2 separate regions of the Mus musculus genome follow, and region 2 is linked to region 1. Evidence: chromatin loops called from intact Hi-C (ENCODE). Cell type or tissue: heart. All regions are shown on one strand. Links, peaks and the distances in the headings refer to the core of each region. The heading gives the core; the rest is flanking DNA.

Region 1 (13,000 bases), core at 1,847-9,846:
GACAGCTCTGAAGAAATGACTCTAGGTGTTGTTCCATGACTACTTCAGACATGTGGACAAAAGTGTGTGTGAACGCCTACATCCACCTCCACCTCCACACATACATAAACATGGACATACACAGGAGTGTGAGAGGGACAAAGTCTAGAGGCATGGCACTTCCCTATGTACACAGTGCTGGTGTCCATTTCCAGCACTCTAAATTCAAAAAATAATTAAATAAAGAAATAAAGAATGAATGACTCAATCAATCAATAGATAGGTAGATACATAGATGGATGGATAGACAGATGATAGATAGATAGATAGATAGATAGATAGATAGATAGATAGATAGATGATAGATAGATAGATAGATAGATAGATAGATAGATAGATAGATGGGTAAATGGGACAAGCAGTAAAGAGATGTCCACCTACCTCTTCAACAGTGGTGTCTGAAATGCCATAGCAGCCGATGTTGAGTTTACCCATGCCCTTGTCCAGTGCTCTCAGGAGGGACAGGTAAGCTCCTGAGACTTTCGTGCTGAATGGAGGGAGCACATATACAAGCTCTCCCCCAATATCCTCTTTGAGGTAGGCTTCAGGAAGGTGCGACTGGATCATTGCTGTCACTGCCACTGTGTCACAGATTGCATTTGTGTCTAGGTTTGGACTCTGTGGACAAAAGGGAAAGTTATGCAAGCTCTCCTGAGTCAGACCACATGCCATCCCTCCAGCCATTCCATGTCCCACACTCCTCCCAACTGTATTCTCCCACCACCACCCACCTTCTTCTCTCATGCTTTAATGCGGCGGCAGTTTTGAGTCTCTGTGGCTATGGCACATATGCCATGCTGTGGCGCATGTGCCCCTCAAGGTCTCTGTACCCAGGCAGCCAACACACCCCATTCTCTCACCAGCGCCAGCCCACAGCTTAACTGACACTTCCCACTCCTGCTTTATTTCTGTCTACATTTATAGAAATAAATATTCTATGTAATTTATCATTGACTAATTGATAGTGTGTTAAATAATTTACACATTGAGCACAACATCTGAAATTTCACATTTCATCAAGCCCAAAGTTCATGCAGCCAGAACATGGAGTTTATATTACGAATTTGCTGATGCAGCCCCAGTGCCTAGAATAATGATTGGGTACATCAGTCAGCACAATATCCTCTAATATATGAATTTCCAAATGTAATGATAAATTGTGGTTATTTTGTTTTTGAAGCTCAAGGATAATTTTGCTAGGGTTTAAAAGAAAATATAGTAAAATTAGATGAAAATCCCAACAGTCACTAGGAGGGGAATGGAGAAAAAGCCATGCCTTTTCAGTTAACCAATAGGGTAGAAATAGACAGCTTATTAAGGAAGACAACTTTATTAAAATGAGTCCCAATGTCTTCTTGCTATCCCCATAGAGCAGTGCATGTCACAAGTCTCGCCTAAGAAGCAGATGATAATTAATACAGGTACCATCACTTGATCAATGTGCAGATAATAAGAGACTATGAAGTATTTCAGTCATAAGTGTAATATATATATCATACCTACCATGAGACCGCTCAGGAAATTTCAAGGAAGAAGGAGCAGAAAGATCTTAAGAGTCAGTGGTAGTGGATAACTCCAAGAAAACTGTTCTCTGGACACAACAGGGCAGCTGCACATCTGGACACACAGTGGTAGGGACAGTGTGCATAAGACCTACTCTAGATCCAGCCAGACACAGTGGCAACATGGGGTTGGGGAGATGGCCACAGCATCCCATCACTAGCTAGGAAGGACAAACTCCCTCTGTCTGTCCTTTAGAAGGACGTCATTTTGTACAGTGCCTACACTGTGGGAAATTACCAGCAGCTTAGTACATTTAGGAGACATCAGATGCTCTCGGAAGGGAGCAGAAATCTGAGGTTTTCAAACAACACACTTTCTGAGATTTAAGAAGCACATAAGATTGCATACTGGTGAATCTTAGCAATGAGTTGAGCTGGAGAGAATCTGTCTTCACTTTATAGAAATGTTTACGTCATTACCGCCATGATACAGTGCGCTTTCTCATACAAACCTTCTTCTTGGTGAGTGTGAGGTGGTAACCATCCCCAAAAGCTTCCTTGAGGTAAAATGGAGATCCACAGCACCGGAGCCCACCCTGTTCCAGGAAGGCGATGCGGTCACTCAGCACTTCGGCCTCATCCAAGTGGTGTGTGGACAGAATGATTGTTCTTGCTTGAAAATACAATCAAGAACAATAGAGAATGAAAATAAGAATCCGAGGCTCCCACAGTCTGGAATTAACAAGAGCAAATCCTGGGGTTTCTGGGACAAGGGTAGCGTTAATTGAGGTGCGTGAACCTCCATAGCGATCAAAGGGAAATTCAGAAGACTGCTATTAAATATATAGGAGGGGGTCTTATATGTAATTTAGCAGCACACGGGCACTTATCAAGCTTCATAGCTAATGTCCTTCATTTTCTGTGGGCATCAGCTACTTCTCACTTGTCAGAGTTTTACCTCTGTGGTCTCAGTGTGCTCTCTCTCCTTCCTTCACTATAAAAATGGTAATTTAAAAGACTTTTGAATATTCCTCTCTGATTAATCCACTCCAGTCTGATTACTTCTCTGCTTCACATCCTGTTAGCACTTATTTGGTGTGTTTTTGGTTTATTTTTATTTGTGTACGTTTGGTATCTCTAATTAGATTCCATGCTTCTCTAGGCAGACTCCTGTAGGCTCTCAATAAGGCTCGATAAATTTAACTCACAGTGAGTCCTGGATATGTATTAACTAATTGACCCAGAAATTTCACTGAGAAATCTTAGGAAAAAAATGATCTCACCTCAGATATTTAGAAGGTGTTATATACAGAAAAGCTTCAACTTGAATTTGGGGAGCCCTGAGGGTCGAGTTATGACTGTGCCATGGAAGAGTTAGGAAAATGATTCATACCAGTTTTGTTCTTGGATATGACATCCCATATGCTTCGGCGAGAACATGGGTCAACGCCCGTGGATGGTTCATCCAAAATCACTACCCTGGAGCCACCGATGAGAGCTATGGATATGGACAACTTCCTCTTCATTCCTCCCGACAACGTTCCAACTCTCTTATGGCGATGACTATACAGTCCAGTGTCTTTTAAAGTCCTTCAAGAAAAAAATAGTGAATGGTGCTATTGTGTTCACAATCAGTGGATACGTCTTCAGTGAGGTGCAATACAGTTCCCGAAAACATGATACGGTTTATTGTCATTTGTCATCTAATTATTGTCACAAAAATAATTACTACAACAATATGAACTAACAATTACCGAATGGCAGAGAAGCACCTGAAAAAATGTTCAACATCCTTAATCATCAGGGAAATGCAAATCAAAACAACCCTGAGATTCCACCTCACACCAGTCTGAATGGCTAAGATAAAAAATTCAGGTGACAGCAGATGCTGGCGAGGATGTGGAGAAAGGGGAACACTCCTCCATTGTTGGTGGGATTGCAAGCTTGTACAACCACTCTGGAAATCAGTCTGGCGGTTCCTCAGAAAATTGAACATAGTACTACCGGAGGATCCAGCAATACCTCTCCTGGGCATATATCCAGAAGATGTCCCAACCGGTAAGAAGGACACATGCTCCACTATGTTCATAGCAGCCTTATTTATAATAGACAGAAGCTGGAAAGAACCCAGATGCCCCTCAACAGAGGAATGGATACAGAAAATGTGGTACATCTACACAATGAAGTACTACTCAGCTATTAAAAAGAATGAATTTTTGAAATTCCTAGGCAAATGGATGGACCTGGAGGGCATCATCCTGAGTGAACTAACAATTACTAACAGCAATATGAACTAACCAGTAACCCCAGAGCTCCCTGGGACTGAACCACCCATCAAAGAAAACACATAGAGGGACTCGTGGCTCTAGCTACATATGTAGCAAAGGATGGCCTAGTCGGTCATCAATGGGAGGAGAGGCCCTTGGTCCTGTGAAGGTTCTATGGCCCAGTATAGGGGAATGCCAGGAAGCAGGAGTGGGTGGGTTGGGGAGCAGGGGGAGGGAAGAGAGGTTAGGGGATTTTCGGAGGTGAAACTAGGAAAGGGGATAACATTTGAAATGTAAATAAAGAAAATACCTAATTAAAAAAAAAGAAAAGAAAAACCACAAGAGAGTATATAGTCCACTTGTTTGACAGATAGTTAGAACATTGTACTTTTGTATCAGATTATGTCATAGAAAAGAGCAACGAATAGAAAGATATCTTTTTCATAAAGAGATTGTTTGCACATGTGTGCAGAGGGTGAAGAAATTCCTATGATAAGCATAATCTCAAGAATATTTATAATATAACAAGTGGTAATCAGCACACAATTAATAAACTAAAAAGTCAGATGAGCAATGACTGGAAAGTGTTCATTTGGCCAGGAGTGTCCAAATGGCTCTCAGGAAACATATGGTAAGTTAAGAAAAACAAACAAAAGGACTTGTGGCAGAAATCAGTTGTGAATAATCAAGTGTATGAGTAGCTTATATTCCCAGACCAGAGTAAATAGAGAATGGGAAACAATGTAGTCAGATGTGGGATGGAGGGCATGTTTTGTGTGGTCTGGTAGGCCTTGCTAATGACATTATGGGATGTCATACTAAGTGTGGCAAAAGCCACTCAAGTGGTGGCAGGAATGACATGGTCTGATTTGCCATTGACAAAGCTCACTCTGACAACTCGCTGATAAGAATCCATGACTGGGGAGAGCAGTAGCAGGAAGTCCATTTAAGAGGCTATGAGATGTCGTGCCCAGGCAGAAGTGAAAACAAAAGATCTGGGTCAACATACAAGGCACCAGGGCAGAGTTGAACAGTGCGTGTATGACTGTCTGGAGAGGATAATAATGCTAAATGTGTATGTTATCAGAGAGGTAGGAAGCAAAGCAAAATGCTTCCCATCATTATTGCTACCAGAACTTGCCCAACATGGTATATGTCCTTGGAAGAGCTTAGCCAGTTGTGTTCTTATTTCTGGACTAACTCACCTTTTAACCTCCTCATGGAGCTGTGTTTTGGTCCAGTGAGGAACTTTGATGGAGCCATACAGGAGAAGGTGTTCCTTGGTGGTTAGGTAACTGAACAAGACGTCATGTTGCATGCAGACCCCCATGTTTTTCCGAACAGTATTCAGGTCTGTCTTGATATCTTTTCCGTATACAAAAATGGTACCCGCTGTGGCACCAAACAGCCCAGTCAGCATGGAGCTGGAAATGAGGATGTGAGAAATTAGATATGGACCAATCACTCAAGCTAGACAGCAAGACTAAGCGTAACTCATATGCTGACCAAAGGAGAGGGGGTTTGCAATGCCTCTCCTCAAACGAAGTCAAGCTGTGAAAGAAAAACACATTAAGAAGAAATGAAAGAAATGGGACTGACTTTTAAGCTTTCAGTTGTTTTCGCTGTTGTGTGAATACTACATGGTGGTGGTGGTGGTGGTGGTGGTAATGGTGTTAAAGCTGAGGGGCCTTTCCAGTTGAAGGGACACTCTCTCCTTGAGAGTTACTGTGTTTCCTTGGAATCCTATTTATATACTGGCAAATCTCCAATTTATGTCTCCGGACTAGATGCTATCACTTACACCCAGATGTGTGCTGTGAATCCAACAGACAATGCTTCACCTTCATAAGACGCCTTACGAGGTCCTCAAACTAAGTATGGTCTGCCCATGGTACTAAACGCTTTTGCCTCTATCATTTGCTGATAAATTAATATACTGTTTGCACAAAACTATATTTCCTTCTCTCTCTCTCTCTCTCTCTCTCTCTCTCTCTCTCTTTCTTTCTTTCTTTCTTCCTTCCTTCCCCCTTCCCTTCCCTTCCCTTACCTTCCCTTCCCTTCTTTCTTTCTTTCTTTCTTTCTTTCTTTCTTTCTTTCTCCCCTCCTACCTTCCTTTCTTCCTTCCTCCCTCCCTCCCTCTTCCTTTGTTTCTTTCTTTCTTTCGAAAGTCTTCAAAATATTTTTTTTTCTTTTCGAAATGGAGTTCAAAAATTAAAATGCAACTTTAATGCACCAAATACATTTAAAAACAATATTGAGCCAGGCATAATGGCGTGTGCCTCTAGTCTAGCTATTTTGGAGACAAAACCGTATTTCAGAAGTCATGTTTGCATCTTTGTCTCTTGGTCGTACCATCAACATGTGCTACCACCAGGGGGCAGCAGCCATCACATCACCGCACACCTGCTTCCTGATCCTCCTACCTCTTTTGGTCTCCACAGAGCCATTCTCTGTATAATGGCCAAAATATTTTGACCTAGAAAACTCTCAACACCTTTCAAGTGATTAATCAATTGGAAGTTATTTAGAAACCATCTCCTCCCCATTAGAACATAATCCACAGAAGGTCTAGAGAAGGACCAGATTTCTCACCAGTCTCTCATAGTCCTAAATAATGAATCAAGATAGTGTGTAATTTCCTCATACCATCCATTAAAATACAAATAACACGTTTCTTCTTGATATTTAAAGGTTTATATATATAGGCCAATAAAATAGGGCATTCTCAGCTGAAGTTGTAACCTCATCAAACACCTTCGCTCTCTCTTTTCTCCCCTGGCCTCTTATTTCCTATTGAAAAATGTACTTTATAAGTGTTCCGTTCTAGAGCGCCAACCCTGGCTTTTAATGGGTTGTACAAATAAGTGGCTGCATGTTTACTCTTATCACGACCTTCATTTGTCTCTAGGTATTTAGAAAAATATATTGGTGCCAGCATTTGAGCAGTCACTGAGCCTACTCAAGATGATTAAAAACAGAATGCGGACAAAGTGAGACATGTCCTTAAGGGCTTGAGTCTAACAGCATCTTAACACTGATGGCAAATATGCACTGGCAGAACCCTGGAGGCTCCACATCAAAGCAAACATTCAAACTGTGAAATAACCTAAGAATCCTGGCATCCCAATCCTCCCTTTATCTTGACACAGGACAGTCAGTTGAGAGACAGAACAGCTCATGTGCTGCTTTGGACCTTGACTATATGATGCTGGGGGTTCTTTGTTTCTCCATGAATCAAGGCGAATGCTTCCTGTGGCAGGACAGAGGGTGCTCTGTGTTCAGGCTAGGGTGAGCAAACTCAGACTCATCCCTGGCCTGGGTAGAAATACAAATAAAGATGGACATACTAACCAATGTAGCAGTACAGATCCAAGACCAGGGATGAGCCAGAGAGCACGTGTGGTTTGAACAGAATGGTACTAGCGAACCCTACCAACAGCTCCTGTCTCGACATGCACCTCTGTGCTGCAGAGTGCGCTGTGCTCGACAGTGATTCTCAACCTGTGGGTCTCGACCCCTTTGGGGGATGCATACCAGATATCCTGCATATGTAATATTTATATTACGATTCATAACAGTACCAAGATTACAGTTATGAAGTAGCAATGAAATAATTTTATGGTGTGGGGGGAGTCACTACAACATAAAGAAATGTATAAAAAGGTCATAGCATTAGGAATATGGAGAGCCACTGATCTAAGACATGCCAAGTATACTTACTATTATCTCAAAACTATACTGAATTAAACATTTTAAGGCACATAGGCGAAGCCAGAACTAAATGCAGCAAATAAACCTCTCCCGTGCTGGCCTAAGATGGACTTAGAGCTCAGTGTGGAATCGCTGGGATAGATTTCATTTCATTCCTGGGCAAGCTGAACCATATGAACCATAGGTCATAATAGCTCTGCTTTCTTCTTTGTTTAAGTCCTTATTCTTTAAAAAGCTATTGTTCATTAATAATATCCTTCTTTGACATTTAGTTGAAAAATAACATACATTGTTGTGGTTTTGCCAGCTCCGTTTGGCCCCAACAGTGATGTAATGTGCCCTTCGTAGAAGTTCAGATTGAGGTTCTCAACAGCTGTTTTTGAGCCATAGATCTTTGTGACCCCATGAAGGGCAACTCCAACTTGGAGATCTTTAGGTTCAGGTTCAATGTTGGAGGGAAATGCACAGTCAGGACCTAGAGTGACCAAGAGAAGAGTTGTAAGCTCTTAAGGAATTAATAGAGCTGTGTTAGACTTTCCTTAAAAAACTGGAGATTATATAAATGTGATCTTTAAGTTTAAAGAGTTCAGAAGCAACTGATTTATTACATTCTCTAGCTTCCTTCTGACCTGCTTACACAATGAGCAGGACTACAAAACCACATTCTCTAGGGTTTATTGTATCAGCCTTCTCTGTTGGAACGAGCAGTTCCCGAATGCAGTATCATAATTTTAAAGTCTCTTTTTTCCCCTCCCCAGCAGATCTTAAATATTCAAAAGATAACCCAGAAGGTTTGTTCTCTGATTGGGAAGGATATTATCAATTTATGAAATAAATGTTTCCAAGTTGTGGTTTTACAGTAGCACAGTTTTCTCGGGTCTATGGCTTACAGAATGCAGATAATTTTCCTTTCAGGCATCACCACAACACCACTTGCACAGGGGGTCTTTATAGAGACAATAGCATCACCCCAGGTCACCAGCAAGGCACTCTTTTTCTCACACCAGCTGTGAGTTATGCTACATTACCCATTTTTGTTTCTTGGTTACTCCCATGACTGGCAGCAGATGGCCAGAGTAAGGGATGCGGACTGTGGGCAAGGAACAACATTTTTCTCTGCGTGAGTCTAACTGGACCACAAAGGGATGTACAGTTTTGGCTTAATTGGCAGCATATGCTAACCAACTGAGCTAATGAGCCCAGAAGAAGGCACAATTCAGTCCCTGTAAGGATGTAAACACATATGTGTAGACATACTCACCCATGACTAAAGGGACGATAATAATTTCATTTAGAAAAATGTACCTAAACCCACTAGTTATGTAATTTTAGTATAATTTCTGTTATAATAGTACATGCTATTGACCTACTTGTCTTACTGGCAGAAGGGTTGGTGTTCTGCATCATGATATTAGTAAACATTAAGCCATTGCTTTTCTCATGCTTCACCTCTGCGCATCCAAAGCGCTCTTTCCAATAGGAAGGAAGGATGGGAAAATACCATGGAGCTGCCATTCCATATGTCCCTGTAATGAGAATACATGAAAAAGAGTGATTACTAACTAAACAATGAAACCCTGAATGGTTCAGAAAATGACTTCATTTTGTGTAATACTAAATAACTTCAAAGGGTAAGTTCAGTTTACAAACTAATGCCAAAAAGATCATCTCTTTGATAAAGCCATGTCAGTGCACTACAGTTATAAATTGGCCCATTTTAAAGAGTGCAGTTGAATAATTTTTGTTCATTTACAAAAGCAAGCATCACCACCATGGTCTAGTGTTAAACTACTTCTGTATCTCCACAGCTTTCTCACAGGGTTCCTTTCCATATTCGTTGGGTCCTACCCCAAGGCCCACACCAGCACTGATATGCTTTGTCTCAAGACAGTCACTTTTTAAATAAACATTTTGTGCAAATGAAAGCATAGAACTTATTCACCCGTGCACTGAAAATGCACACATATCAATAACACTTAGTGGGAAAACACCTAAACGTGTTAGAAAGGATAACTGCTTGAGATCCAAAGACAGAGGCCAGTCTATGTCGTAGGATGCATTTCATTATCCATAACATTAAGAGACACAGGTTTTGCTTCTATTTGCAAAGACTGATTGGACCTGATACTATCCCACAATTTTGAATTTACTTGTTTTTAAAAGGACAGTGAGACAAGAGACACAGCGACAAATTTAACCTGAACAATTTGGTTAATTCAGGTTATTTATATTATTATACCATTCCACAGATTAGTCTGGCCAGCCAACTACTAGTGCATGTGTATTAGCTGACTTACAGCAATGACAACCACAAGAAGCATGTGTGCAGGTTCCTACCTGGGAAAACATTCCTGACGTACCAAGCAATAAAGAAATAAATGAAGGAGTCTGCTAGGATTAGACAGCACAGCCAGCCAAATGAGGTGGTGTCATCCTGAACAGGGGATTTGTACATATTTTCCCACTGAAGACCTAGAAATTGAACACAGGTGTTTACTCTTCCTTGGCACACATCACACTTAGAGATAAAACCCTATTTTAAAGAAATTGAACGTACCAACGCCTTGTTCTTCATACCGTGCAATATATTGGCTTGCATAGCTGAATGCTGTCGGGGACAGCAGGCTCTGAGAAGAAAATGAACAGTGGTGATTGTTCCAGCACATCTCACCTGGAAGGCCTCAAAATGCTCAACCCGTTAGACATATAGGAAAGACAGAGCTCACTCTCTAAGTCTATTTTAAAATACTTAAGTCCCTTGCTAAAAATACTACAATGAGAGAGAGACAGAGAGACAGAGAGAGAGGAGGGCAGAGACAGAGACAGAAAGAGAGAGAGAGAAAGAGGAAATACTTGGAGCATGCCTTTTAACAATCCAAAATATATGCCTAAGCTTATTAAATGTTGCTCAGAAATTTATAAGGTAGGAAATTACAGAGTAATAGAGTGTGAAGATTCAAATTAAATGATATCAGGACCTGAAAGTGTTCTGAAATTTATTTCAGGTGATACAGTCTTAAATGAGAATATACTAAAATATTTATTGGTTGAATATTGATAATCACTACCAATTATAAATTTAAGTTTTGTTTAAACCTAGAGCAGTCAGTGTTGAATAAAGGTTATTCATCAAGATCTATGTCCATGAACAGAAAAGCCTTAATATGACAGGAAACGATCTGCTTTCTGAAGATTAAATTCAGTCATCTTAGTTCTCAATTTAGTACTTCTGAGGTAGGAAAAAGCAGAAGAGAATTCACATTTGAGTATAGGCTATCAATGCCTCCATCACTATTCCAACTGACTATGTGCTCCTCATAAAAATGATGCTGGCTTTTTTATACATGAGACTGGTTCTTACGCAAGAATTTCTGAGATGTTTGAGGATTCGAACCAGAGAAGTCAGAATTCTTTTTGAGCTCTAAAAACATGGCAGGTAATATGTTTAACTGAACCAGAGCCTAACAGCATCACTAATGGTTCTAGAGGCTGTGTGGTGTGGGAGGGGGATGTTTCCTTTCGGAGTAGAGAGCAATTAGAAAAACCATTAGAAGAGTTAAGTATATTTTGCTATTACATTATATTTTAATTGTATAAATGAACTTTCAACTTGAGGGTATTCGTGAACTAAGGGAGGAAAGTATTTATGTCACACAAGGGTGCACTCCAGCCGGTTGACTTACCATGAATACTTTAATAACGTAGCTCAGCTCATCCTCAACTGTAACCAGAACAATAAATGGGAAAAAGGCGATGACATAGATGAGGCTTCCAATCAGAGCTGCAATGTTGGTGTTGTTGAAGAAGACACTGATGAGATAGCTCATGGCAATCACTGAGAAGCTGTAGTCTGAGAAGTACAGGAACAAAATGAAGCCGTTTGTCTTGGGAAGAATATTGCCAAACTTGAGGATAACGATGAGGATTGCAATGGTGACCAGCAAGAACCCAATACTCTCTATAAGCCAGGCAAAGAAATGGCTGCAGGAGTTGACACCCATCATCTTCATGTACTGGAAGAGGAAGGAAGAGTTAGATGTTTCTTCGGCTGATACCCAAGTAACGATTACTTCTGCATCGTGACAAAATGTCTAAGAGTCTCCTCTTAAATGGAGCTATGCATTTGAATACCTTGTGTGAATTCTCTTTGATTGCTAAGACTTTTTGTATCAGCCTCCTCTTGGATTTTATGCACTCAGAGTGGCATCCCAACACAGACAATGATTTTGTTAGAGAAGACCCTCTTACTCATAAAAACATACATTTCTAGGATCAGTGAGGTCGCTCATCAGACAGAGGCACTTGCTTGACCTGGATTCCATACCAGATCTTAGAAGATGATAAGGATAACCAACTCTTGAAAGTTATCTTCTGACCTTCACAATGTGTGCCTGCTTGGTGTCTTTCTGTTTCTCTGTCTCTCTCCCTGTCTCTCTTTTTCCCAGGAAATAAATAAATCAGTATTGAGTACTTGTTTAGGTGCAGAGGTCCCGAGTTCAATCCCTAGCAAAACACACACACACACACACACACACACACACACACACACACACAAAAACATATACACACACACACACACACAAACCTCTATATGTACATTACAGTTGTAGCTTTGAAACTGGTATCTAGTTGACTTCCCTAGATCAAAGTGATTTAGACTAAGACATAAAATTTATGGTGTCTCCTCTATTATTTTACAGCATGAACTTGACGTTTGCTTAGGTATAAATATTTCATTCTGGTTAAAAAGCCACACATAGTTTAACTTCAAGTAGGGATTGGAATAATAAAAGTCTATATATTTTTAATAAGTCTTGATGAACAATATAACTATTGAGTCTGTTTCGTGAGAGAAACACAATAGATATTCTTATTACTTAAAATGTGGCAGTTTGAAGATCCTTGGCCTTTTCTGATAACCTCCTCAGCCCTAACATCAATGGACAGCCTGTGTCAGTCTTGGTATCTATAACAAGAAGACAGTCACATGCCCATGAACTGAGGTATCTGAGATGCTGTAGGTCAGTTTCTCAGCCAATTTTCTTTTCTGACTCAGTGATATCCCCAGGGCCAAGACATTCCACTGGAGACATTCTAATTGATAAATATTTGCTTTTGCACAAATGCAAAAAGAGTCTGTTGTCCACAACACCCCCTTAACCCCAGTAATCGTAAATTTGGTACAAGTGGAACACTGAGGGAACCTGGACATTCTAGCTTAGAGCTTTTAACAATTTATGGTTAATATTAAACTTATACATGCTGGGCAGTGGTGGCACACACCTTTAATCCCAGCACTTGGGAGGCAGAGGCAGGAGGATTTCTGAGTTCAGGACCAGCCTTGTCTACAGAGTGAGTTCCAGGACAGCCAGGGCTACACAGAGAAACCCTATCTCCTTGTCCGAATAAACAACAACAACAAAAACAAAACAAAACAAAAACAAAAACAAAAAAAGCTTATACATTTAATGTCCCATTTAA
Region 2 (13,000 bases), core at 1,942-9,941, 850 kb after region 1:
CTTTCTGTATTTTTAGATAAGTTACAGAAGTGGCCTACAGGAGACTAGAATGACTTCTAAGCTGTTAAAAATTTCTCTGATAGAAGAGTCATAATCCTGGAAGAAACAAGTGAACCCAAGAAAGACCCTAGTGTGTGTCTACTAAACTAACACAGTGACAATAGCCTAGAAAACAAACATTTTATCAGTAGTATGCTATATAGCACCTAATGTATATTCTAGGATATAATGTATATTATAGGCTGGAGAGATGGCTCTGCAGTTAAGAGCACTTGCTGCTCTTGCAGAGGACCCAGACAAGACATTTCCCACACAGGGTCTTTTTTTTTTTTTTCGTTAAGAACAGATTTATTTTTACTAATTTTTAAATGATGTATATATGCTTGTGCATGGGTATGTCACGAGTATAGGCAGCCGTGGAATCCAGAAGAAGATGCGGTTTCCTGGAACAGGAGCGAGGGAAAAGGAGAATATTCACTCTTAGTCACAGAGCCGTCTCTCCAGTCTCTTGCTATCTTATTTTGATTCCAACATCTTGGGGAGCCCTTTGCAGAACGTTCCAGAGAGACGAGTATAAATGTGTTCTGCTTTGTCTGCAAACAATATGCATGAAAGAAAGAGACATTCTCCTGGGTGCAGTTCCCTGTACAAAAGTTGGACGGTTCTGTAAGACTAAACGCAGGGGTCCTTGAGTCACTCTTCCCAAGTCAGGACTCAAGCTGTCAATCCAGGAATATCCTTCCAAAAGTTTTATTTTTATAGAGAGCTTTGTAATACAGAGCTTTGTAAAATCAGTTACTTTGGCCCATCCTTGGGAAAAGGTTATTCATGTGTCTACTAAATGTACATCAGGAAATAGACAATTAGGGTTTGGGGATGCCATAGATGTTCTAAAGACACAAAGAGGCTGGAGAGATGGCTCAGCAGGTAAGAGCACTGGCTGCTCTTGCAGAGGATCCAGATTCAATTTCCAGCACCAATATTGCAGCTCACAACCGTCTATAACTCCAAATGAGTTACAAGAGATGAGATACCCTTACACGGATATACCAATGATACACAGAGAAAAATAAAAATAAGGAAATAATTTCTTATTTAAAATAATAATATTAATAACAATAATTAAGAACTAGAGGGACCTGACAGGTTTTCTAAGCTGCCATTTCAGACTACACCCTGTGAGGAGGGAGGCTGATCTTTGATGGGTGCCCATGGCCTAGGTGGTGGGGGTGTAAGTAACTGTGACAGGAGGAACCTAATGAGCCAGGAACAGTTTGGAAGATCCACAGCAACTAACAACAAAGGAAGATCAGTATCATTTTGGTTCTAAAATATTTAGGTTCTGTAAACACAGTAAAATGTCCAGGGAAATCTGAAGTTAAGGCTTCACACATGCCAAGCAAACACTCTGTCATGGTGATACGCTGTCGGCCCTTCTGTGGAAATTCCTACAGAACTATTGCCAGGCTGAGAGACAAGCTAGAGAGTGCCTTGTATCACCTCTGCCATTTACGACATCTGCTGTGTGACAGCTTATAGCTTCCAAGTGATCTCACATACATTCTTGTGATTTTTGGAACTCCTTTGTAGACTAAAGTGTCTGGACATATATACATGTACAATACACACAGCTATGCTAAACCCGGCTACCACTAAACCTTACAACTTGTTTACATTCTGGAAGATTCCTGCAGATATTTTTCAAAAGCTTTTAAAATGTAAACATGGGGCTTGTCTTCAAAAGAAATGCAGGTTCCAGCTATGCACACAGACCTAGCAGAAATCAAGCTCACAGAGACTCACGCTGTAAAAACATACTTGGAAAAAAATGTTCAAGTCAGACCGTGTAACTGGCGGTATAAACCAGGCAGCTGGATAATCTTGATCCTCGAGTTTATTACCTAGGAGACAGAGATGGTAAAACCTCCCTAGGGAAGCAACAAGTAGAAAACTGTATATAATTCAGCACTTTCTACAAGCCACGAGTGTGAATATCAAGTCCCCCTGACTGGTCTTTAGCCTCCATGTTAAAAGTTTGCCAAAGGCCAGGTATGGTGGTACATGCCTCTAATCCCAGCACTCAGGAAGCAGAAGCAAGTGGATCTCTATGAGTTCAAGGACAGCCTGGTCTATATAGCAAGTTCAAGGACAGCCAAGGCTACATAGAGAACCATGTCTCAAACAAACTAAAAGAAAAGAGACAGCTATAAGTGTGGTAACTGATGCAACCTCGGCAATGGGAAGGCAGAGGCAGGAGGATTGCCTCAAGTTTGAGACCAATTTAGGCTACTTAACAAGGTCCAGATCTACAGAGTGAGACTCAAAAAAAAAAGTTAAAATTGTAAGATTAAGCCAGCCATGGTAGTTCACATCTTTAATCCCAGCACTCAGGAGGCAAAGACAGGCAAATCTCTGATTACGGGGCCAGCCTGGTCTACAGAGTGAGTTCCACGGCAAGCAGCTAAAAGTGCTTGCTGCTCTTCCAGAGGACCTGAGTTCAGTTCCCAGCACTCTCATCTGGCTGGTCACTCCTGTAACTCCAGCTGCTGGGGACCTGAAACCCTCTTCTGGATTCTGAGGGCACCTGCACACATATGCACATAGACACAGATACAAACACAGGTTAAAATGAAATAAATCTTTTAAGAAAAGAAAAGAACTAGACAAACAAGCCCAGAGGAACTTGGTTTATTTTTTCTTTCATTAGCAGAAACTTGGAGGCCTGGAAGTCTTCATAATTATAAACTTCTGATTCCAAATCACCCTCAGGAAAACCTCTCCACCTTTCATCTTTCTTCTTGATGTCAATTGATAAATGGTCCCCAGAAGAGATAACCTTTAAAATGTATCACAAAATTTTAAACTAAGTCAATGGAGAAAAATAAAAATGTGTGTATTAACTCAAGCTTTTAAAACCTTGTCCTTGGGGAAGGAGTCTGAAGGAGAGGATGGGAGCAGGGAAGTGGATATTATCATATTTCATTATATACATAAATGTGTGAAATTTTCAAGAATAAGTAAAATTATAATAACAACAGTAAGGATGCCTGAAACAAAGTCAGAAGAAATCATATTATTATTTATCTACCTAAAATTATATAAAATAATGTAAGTCTGTATAGACATGAACAGTTTAAATGAAAATTTCCCATCTGGGTTTAACAATATTCCCCACAAAATCTATAGGCTATCTAACAAGACTCCAACACCAGACATGAGACTCTCCTTTTCAAGTTGCTGGTCAAGGGCATCCAAGAGATTCCCAAAACATAGCGGGCTATTGCCGTTGCCCTTGGCTGGTTCCCAGAGGTGGAAGGTGACACTGGGCCCAGAGGCCCCTGAGCTGGAACTGACCTGAATGCTCCCCCCAGCCCCCACCCCCCACCCTCCAGGACTAGCTTTTATGATACCAGGAGGTGCCATTCAAGCTTCCAAAGGATGGAAGCAACCAGTAGTCCTCCCCAGCCATGAAGCCCGTGAACCACAACAATGCCCAGCAAGGCACGATAGCCCTAAGGGTACAGTGGTGGCTCGAATAAATTGATAGTAACTAACAGCTCTCTAATTGGACTTCAAGCCGGCTCAACAAGAGGGAAGCCAGGTCTGCTACTGGGAACCAAGCCAACTACCCAGATTAGTGAAACCATGGATCTTGGAGGAGAACCTGCAACCACCTCTTTATTAAACCTCTTTTACTAGCACAGTCTCTAACTACATTCTAAACAGGTGTCCTTACACCCATGAGTAAATGCATCCTCACTCCTCCTCCACGGAACTTCTTGAAACAGATGGAGACTGTTAGAGGAAACCACAGCTCATCAAGAGATCATGTCGTGTCCAGTCCCATCAGATTCAACTACAGCACAACCCCTCCGCCTTAGCCTCCGGGATCGCCATGGAAGAGAAAGGAAAGATTGTCAAAGCCAGAGCAAACAGGAAGTTTGCTGTGAGATTGTGTCTCTCAGAAATGTCAGAGAAACTAGACCCATGGGGTCTCATAGTCATGGCTGCCTAAGCAAGACTTGAACAAGGATGAGGGCAATAGGCCTGCTAACCAGGAAGGAGGAAGTCTCACGAGGCTCCAACCTGTAAGCAATTAAGGAATAATGAGAGTGTGAGAAGTAACCTACCTAGGGAAGAGCTCTGTGACTGGTTATACAAAACCAAGTGGCCAGCCTTGAAATGGTGGGTGTGTGTGTGTATACAATTATATATATATGTGTGTGTGTGTGTATATATATATATATATATATTAACATTATAATAAAAACATTATACAAACTTAGCACTTTATATTTACATAGTTAGAAATATATACATACAAAATATACATATATAACAATAATTTTTTAAAATTTTTTAAGATTTATTTTATCTATTTTATGTATATGAGCACACTGTAGCTGTACGGATGGTTGTGAGCCTTCCTGTGGTTGTTTGGAATTGAATTTAGGACCTCTGCTCACTCTGGTCAACTCTGATTGCTCAGTCCCTGCCTGCTCTAGCCCAAAGATTTATTTACTATAAATAAGTACACTGTGACTGTCTTCAGACACACCAGAAGAGGGCGTCAGATCTCATTACAGGTGGTTGTGAGCCACCATGTGGTTGCTGGGATTTGAACTCAGGACCTTCGGAAGAGCAATCAGTTCTCTTACCCGCTGAGCCATCTTGCCAGCCCAACCATAATTTTTTAAATAAGCTGTAAATTTGAGAGAGAACAAAAGTACATATGGGTGTTGAGAGGAAATATGTGATTATGTTATAACCTCAAAATAAAATCATATATTAAAAATAAATTTTAAAGAAGGATTACAATAGAAGTAGAAAATGGAAGAAAGGTGGAAAGGGGCGAGAAGAAAAAAGAAGGGAAGGAGAGAAAAGAAAGGGAAATTAACTGTTCTGGTAGTGTTAAGGACAAAGGCGGACTTGCCAGACAACAGAATGGGTCAACAGCGACACCTAGTGCTCAATCAGAATCCTGCACTGCTCTTCCGCGTGCAAGGAGGATCCGTTGTTTATTGTAAAATGCAAATCAGCTTCATTTGTCAACTGCCTGAGATTCCCATGCGTGTTCACTTAAGCCCTTATGCTGTTGTTTCTACAGATGTTCGCAGATAAAGGCACAGATTGCTCCGGAGAGACCTGGAATCACACAACCTCGGTGCAAGAGGGGGTGGTGTAGGGGTGGGGGGGTGAGAACCCCCTCAGCCCCTCTTCCTAAGGGCTACACTGAGTGCCTAAGGGTCCCTGGAGGAGAGAGGTTCTCTGTGGGTTTGTAGGTTTGTTTGTTTGCTAACGATGTTTTTTACATGGTAAAATTTAGATGGTGTCCATTTTAAAAAAAAAAAAAATTCTGGATTTGCTTTCAATCTTTTCCCACTACTCTTAACTCTCTGGTGAATAGTGAATTCTGCAGGGAACTACTTAAACTGAAAACTATCTAACTACCTATTAAAGCTATAAATGGAGTGTGTGCCAATGATTTTTAGAGCAGAGATGTCTTCGACTACTTGTGGTACTTGGAATTCAACCTAGAGCCTAGTATATGCTAGACACTCTTGTACTGAGGTATCTACCCCTAGTCTTTTCCAATGATTTGGGGAGGGGAGGAGTGAAATATTATTTGCAATGATAATGTTCAAATAGATAACATTAATAAGGTGTAACTGTGCTATTGAAGGAACTCTAGCATAGAACACTAGGCACCCAGTTACTAGGCCTTCCAAGCCACACACACACACACACACACACATGCACACACACACACACACACACACACACTCACTCACACACACACACACACACACACACACACACGCACCCAAACACCTTTTCCTCATTTCTGCTCATCTCCCCTTCTATCTATCGCTCATCTTCCTCCCCTTACTCTCCTCGGGTCACACCCAGCCCACCTCCCTGTTTTCTGAACCTCTGGGGTTTCTAGGACCTCCGGGGGTAAACATTTTAAATTTGGATCTGACTTCTTTCGGTGACAATCAAGAGAAGGGCACTGGACAAGGGATACACAGCACTGCAGTAAAGACATAGCTTAGTTAACCCAAAAGGCTACACACGGCAGACAGAGCAGCAGTGGTTTTCCATGAGAAGACAATCTTCTCGTGGACAGGCACAAAGGTGCTGCCCTGGAATACCCGCCTATTTGCTGAAAGAACCACCTCTCAGTGAGTATTCATTGGATCCTTTAAGAAATGTCCTCGGGGCCAGAGAGAGGATCCAGTTGTAAACGTGCTCACTTCCATCGAGCCTTAGCACAATCCCCAGGACCCACATGGCAGAAGAACAAGATTCTCATAGGTTGTCCTCTGACCTCCACGTGCATGTTGTGACATGTAGAGACACACACACAGACCAAATAAGCAAGGGTTTTTGTTTTGTTTTTGATGTTTGTTTGTTTACGACAAGGTCTCTCTACATAACCCTCATTGTCCTAGAACTCACTATGTAGACCAGGCTGGCCTCAAACTCACAGAGATCCTCTTGCCCCTGCCTCTCATGTGTTGGAATTAAACACCTGTGCCACCATGCCTGGCCAAATAGAGTTACTTTTAAAAACAGAAACAAGCTTTGCCACTCTTCTGAGAGACCACAGACCTTCCTGGCTCCTCCCGAGGACTCCTCACCTACTGACGGTGCCAGTCTAGTTCTCAGGGAGAACCAAGAACCAACCCTCTAACCTTTTGCCTTTCAGCTTCACCTGTGACATAGTCCTAAAGCATGGTGTAATGCAATTTTCTCTATAACCATTCATTCATTCATTTATTCATTCATTCATTCATGTTTTCTTATATTGAGTATCACCAGAAACCTAAAACTACCTGACCCCCAAACCCAGCATTTAAAACTAACTTGCCGGGATTATGAAAATAGTCTAGAAGCTACTCTTCATAGCTGAAACATTGTGGTTTATCTGAACTCTAGGCAGCCTTCGTGTGTGTGTGTGTGTGTGTGTGTGTGTGTGTGTGTGTGTGTGTGTGTGTTCGTGTGATTGCATGTGTGTGCTTGTTTGTAGGTGTGTGTATGTATTTGCCTATGTGTGCAGGCATTGATAATCACTGATATATATATATATATATATATATATATATATATATATATATATATATACACACACACACATATATGTGTGTGTGTGTGCATGCACACATATATGCCTCATATACTACATATTTCTTGCAATACTCCCTTCAGACTACCTTCCTCCTCTTGACAGTTGAAGAAATCAGTCACAAAAGTTATGCAAATTCCCCATCTTGTTACAGCTCTGCTCACTTGAGACCCCCGGGATGCAGCTGAGAGACTCTGCACTCTGCCATTCTGCTACACCCTTCTCTGTGTTGAGGTCTGTGCCCACCCCCACCCCAGCAGAGCTGTAGCCATTTTGTTCCATGCCTGCCAGCTATTTCACCTTGTTGCTGTAATATGCCTGCCAGTCATTGCCACAGAAAAATAACTGACTCAGGATAGGTCATGCTGACCGTATCCCCTGTTATGTTCTGTATGTTCTGAGGTTTGTTAATCTTAAGAAATTCCACAGCCACAGAGCCAATCAGAATAAAGGTCAGTTATAACTCTGCGGTCTAGCTAGCCAAAATGTCTTGTGTCGGCGCTGATGACTGGACACTTCCTGCCCCTGTGTAGGAAACCTTTGGAAAAACCTATGGTTTTTGTGGGGTTTTCCTTTATAAGCCTGCCCTGAGAAGTGTTTGTTGTTGTAGCTCAGATAATTCTCATCTGATCAGTCTTAGGGCGTGCATTCCATAAACTATCCTTGTCTGACTGAGATTGGTGTTTGCGTGGTTTGTGGAGCGACTTGTGGACCACAACACTGCATCCTTGGCCTCTGATTTTTGATCAAGATCAACAGAAGGCTCAAGGGGGTGAGCAATTTCTGTGACACTTCAGAGTTAAAGTTAAGTGTCTTCCAACCTTGTTTTTTATGTGTTAAACTAAATTTATCAAGACAGGTCAGCTTGGAAATTGCTGTAAAGTTTCAAAAGCAGTCTCTAAACAAAATTTCTCCAGTTCCTTCACAACTCACTGTGGATGTCCACACCTCCACCTTTAAACTCCTTCTAGGGGGCTGGAGAGATGGCTCAGCAGTTAAGAGCACTGACAACTCTTTTGGAGGTCATGAGTTCAAATTCCAGCAACCACATGGTAGCTCACAGCCATCTGTAACAAGACCTGACTCCCTCTTCTGGTGTCTGTACTTACATATAATAAATAAAATAAATCTAAAAAAAAAAAGAAAGAAAGAAAAGAAAAGAAACAACTTCTTCTAAAAGCTCCTGTAACATATTTCTGACATAAATATAGTAGAAATATACTTATTCATGACTTGAAGTATAACATATTGGGTTCAAATTATACAATGTAGCAAAGACATGCTTGTGCCATCAGGAGAAGACACTATGATGAAGGGAAAAGAACTTGAGATAAAATATGTCGCAGTTATTCGTTAGCTATTTGAGTTTGAAGAAGTAATCTCTGGACTGGGTCCACATTAGGCAAAGTGAGTAGTGTGGAATACACAACACATGGACTAATCCTGACTGTCAACCTTACTGGATTCAGAACCCCTACAAGTAATACCTGTGGGCATACCTATGGGGAATTAACTGGAGAGAGAGGACCTACTGAGTGTGGGCTACATTATCCAAGGGTCTTGGATCTCAGACCAAGGAAAAAACTGAGAGAGTGGGCTGAGAGCCGGCAACCATCTCTCTTTTGCCTCCTGGCTGCAGATATAGCATGCCCAGCCACCAGCCACTTCACCCTCCTGCCACCATACTTCCCCACCAAAATGGACTAGAGTCTCAACTCCTAAGCAAAACAAAGCCACTTGTCCTTAAATTGATTTTTCCAGGTTTTTTTCATTTGGGCTAATTGATTTTTCCATTTGGGCTAAATTTGAAGCAAGTTTATTAAATACTAAATCCTGACCAAGAGATGGACTTTAGTCAGGACCATTCCCTTGAATTCCCCAGCTGAGAATGGCCATGTTGCAGGAGTTTGTTTATAAGGGCAAAGCTATAGGCCACTGTATTTTTCTATGAGCCATTATTTTCCATGAACTACAATTCCCAGAATTCTAGGAAGTCACCTAGTCCCTGAGCAGGTTAATTTTGAGTATCCATCTGGGCTCTAGAATCCTTACTGTGGAATCTCAAAATCCAGAATTATCTTGGAGTAAACTATTAAGATATAGACTTTTAAACTCAAAGAAGTTTATAAGTAAAAATTCATTAATTAACTAGTCATAAAATGTTAATGTAAAACAGCCTAATGTAACTATCATGGCTGGAGACTCACTCACACACCTCCATTCAGCTATCACACTCCTTAAACAATGATTTAGCCCAGTGGATCTCAGCCTGTGAGACCCCATTGGGGGCTAAACCCTTTCACAGGGGTTGCCTAAGACCATTAGAGAACACAGATATTTACATTATGATTCATAACAATAGCAAAATTGCAGTTATGAATAGCAACAAAAATATCTTTATGGTTGGGGGGCTCATCACACATGAGGAACTACATCCACAGCATTAGGAAGGTTGAGAACCACTGTTTCAGTCAAATAGAAAATGAATCTATTCTTACTTACCCATTTTCCCTCCTAATTTCTTTTAAGGTGCAGGAAAGCTGTGAGCTGGGTAGATTCCTCTATGTTCTCTGGTAGCATCGGTCCTTGAGGATTTTTATCACAACCTGAGTTAAAGTGACTCAGCCAACACCAAAGGCCATTGAAAGCTGTCTCTGGGTTCATTTTGCCTCTGTTATGAATGCTGCTCGTGTGAGACAGTGGATAAAAGCTGACAATCAAGAGGGAAAACAAAGGCCCCATAAAGCAGATGTTGTAAACAAGGAACAGGTGTTGATGTTTATTTATACCTGGCTGCTGCCTCGATTGACACTGTTAGAATCTCAATCCAAAGGCTTTACCCCATGGACAAGAGATAAAGGAAACAAAGAGAAATCACTGAAGAAATCAAGGCAGTAAACAAGCATATGGGGTAAGGTTCAACCCAACTAAGAGACAGAAATGCAAATAAAACCAGGAAGAAACTACCCAATTTTTTTTTTTTACTATTTTACATATTCTATGTTTCCAGTTAACAAGAAAGTGGGAAACTAAATCTCATACATCACTGCTAGGTGACAGCACAAATAAGTCTTTGTGAGACTAATTACCATGTATGCAAAGAATGGTTTAAATATTTATGCCCTCTGACTCTAGAACCCCTTAAAAGCATGGACATAGGTGTGAAGATCCTCACTGTAGAGAAAATTAGGAACAGCCTCTAAATGTCTAGAAATAGATGAAGGGTGATTAAATTTTCTATGCCTACTCAATTGAACTTATTATTTTGTAAAAAATGATGTTCTCAGATTCTCCTTAGTAACAAAATCACTATAGCCTGGAAAATTGCACAAAGCTGCTATTTTATAGAAAGATCTTTGTATGATGTTTCTATTTTTAATTTTTAACGTATTGGTCAATACTTCTTTACATTTTTCTTTGGTTGTTTTTAATTATGTGCATATGTGTGGCTAGGTTTGTGCACAGGAGTGCAGGCGGTGGTCACTATGGCCAGAAGAGAATGTTGGATCACCTGCAACTGAGGTTATAGGCAGTTGTGAACTACGAGACAGAGGCTCCAAGAACGGGGCTCAGATCCTTTGCAAGATTAACAGGTGCTCTTACGTAGCTGAGCTGTCTCTCCGACCCCAGTCAACTTTTTAAAACTGAGAAAAACTTATACAAACTGAGAAGACAAGGCTAATTCCATGACAGGCTTTAAACTGGCAGTTAAGGAGAGTAGGCCTAAATCTCAGTTCCCATGAACTGGGCAATAGCAGGCAAGTCAGGCCTCAGAAGCTGCCCCGAGGCAAGGACAATGGGTCAGCAGCAGTTTCCAGACTTCCTCAGCCAGTTTCCAGCCCCGACAGGTTAACAGCAGACACCTACCCCAGAATTCCCTAATGTGCTTTAAATCAGGCCTGCAAACTCACTTTGTGGTCTCTCTATTCTTGGTAATGGGAGACCCCAGCATGCTGGACTTCTGCAGAATAAAACACTCTTTGCATTTACATACTATCTGAGTCCCGGGTATCATTCTGCGGAGAATTACTGGACTCTACTCAAGAAAACAAAAATAGAACAGCTGACAAATGAAAGATTGTATACATCACAAAACTGCTCCCATTAACCTGCTTTGGATACACCATCCCTGTGCACAGGCTCATATGAACATTTGAGTTCAAAGCCCTCGACCAAAATTTTGCAGTTAGGATAAAAAAAAATGTATATACAAACTTCAAATCTCCCCATAAAGAAAAACTGAAACCTCCAAAATTGCTATAAACATTTTCAATACAGTTTATAGTGTTAGAGATGGATTTGTTGTTTGCTTGCTTAATATTTTTGTTGAACCAGGCATAATAGCCTGCACCCAGCATTCAGGAGGCTGAGGCAGGAGGAGGGAGCATTCATAGACATCTTGAACTACGCAGCAAGTTTAAAGTGAGCTGGAGCTATGTAGTGAGAACCAAAAACTAAGGGATTGGGTTGTTGGTCTACTTTGATAAAATGCTTACTGTACCAACACAAGGCAAGTTTGGATCTCCAGCACCCATATGAAAGCCAGGTGCTACAGTGTGCTGGTGAGTCTAGTGGTGGTAGGGAGACATGGGAAGATTCTTGTAACCCAATGGCCAGCCTGTCTAGCCAAATCCAGTTTCCAGATTGAGGGAAAGAGACTGTCAAAAAAAGAAAAAGAGAGAGGGGAGAGGGAGTGAGGGAGGAAGGAAGGAAAGAAAGAAGGAAGGAACCAATTGAAGAAGACACCTAACACCAACCTCTGGCCTTCACACACACACACACACACACACACACACACACACACACATATGCACATATATACACACATGCACATACATACACACACCAGCTAAAAATTGAATTTTGTGAAAATTTTAAATGTGATAAAAATTGATCTAAGCCAAAGTGACCTTTCAGCAAAGGTCAGGCCTTAGTAAACACCAGTGATTTTCAGCAACAAGTGAGGAAGTAAAGGCTGTGTATTTATTTCCTCTATATTCTTAGGACCAGATGGTATGTTGAAATGAAAAAAGACTGGGCCCAAATTCTTCTATGAGTAAATCACTTATCAGCTCCACATGATATATTTGCTTCCTGCAGTCCTAGAGATGTTGCCCGTTCTGCTCTGGGGCCAAGAATATTAAAATTGCAAAAGTGAAAGTTTCATTCCTAGGCAGGCAATATTCTGATAACAGGATCTGACAACATAGCGACAGGTCTCTGAAGTTGGCAGGTGAAGAACAAATAGAGCTTTGAGCCTGATCTCTGCGGGTGTCTCACACATCCTTAATAGCTTCTTCCAGGAAAGATGATAGAGACCAGTCTCTCGCTAGCCAGTATACTAACTATACTACTCACCTTAAAACTTGAAAATGACCCTAACATACTTGATACAGCTAATGAATTTAGAAGTGTACGTTTTCTATATTCTTAAGAATTTCATAGCCAGGTGTGGTCTTCCCTTCTTCCCGGGATTGTTGGCCACCTGCCCAAGAGGATGAAGAGAGCAGAGTCAATAAACAAGGTTTCAGATGGCCCCTGAGTATGAACAAAAATGATAATACTCCAGGATTAACGTCGGGGAGACATCAACTTTATTCGGGCTGAATCGAGGGTTATATAGTTTTAGGAAAAGGGGTGGGAATATCCAGGGTGGGCAAAGGCCATTGGCTGAAGGCTAAGGTCCTTAGATGCCTCATTAGCATGCGGAGGCATCCCAGGAATCTCAGGTGCTTGCTGGGTGTGTTTTTTAATAGGGAGAAAGGAAGCTGAAGCTGTAATCTCACCAAGTCTAGAGACATTCTCCAGGTAGATATATGGGGGTTTTGAGCTCCCCATACAAGGTCAGAGAAGAAGAAGCCCTGATGGTAA

What was found. Hi-C counts contacts between places; a loop is a spot of excess contacts. Peaks named below come from ENCODE experiments on the same cell type or tissue, not always from the same donor. Only the 100,000 strongest peaks of a DNase experiment are listed, where the experiment ranks them.
Region 2: a loop joins it to region 1, with 7 times the contacts of the local background. A loop is called at or near these places in 10 of 42 quality-filtered maps.

What each region holds. Positions count from the first base shown.
Region 1 is chr1:71,283,525-71,296,524 of GRCm38, forward strand. Abca12 (ATP-binding cassette, sub-family A (ABC1), member 12) reads right to left here. Exons shown (of 53, transcript NM_175210.3): 24 at 11,203-11,532; 25 at 10,077-10,146; 26 at 9,857-9,991; 27 at 8,890-9,045; 28 at 7,808-7,994; 29 at 5,014-5,232; 30 at 2,935-3,131; 31 at 2,054-2,214; 32 at 421-657. Among named protein-coding and RNA genes, the nearest start is that of Gm39659, 37 kb to the right of the region's middle. In heart, for the core only: a CTCF peak has its summit at 6,185 (motif pointing right); no DNase peak of the experiment used is centred there.
Region 2 is chr1:72,137,097-72,150,096 of GRCm38, forward strand. No RefSeq gene overlaps it. Among named protein-coding and RNA genes, the nearest start is that of Gm4319, 20 kb to the left of the region's middle. In heart, for the core only: a CTCF peak has its summit at 4,966 (motif pointing left); no DNase peak of the experiment used is centred there; H3K4me3 peaks cover 297 bases; H3K27ac peaks cover 305 bases.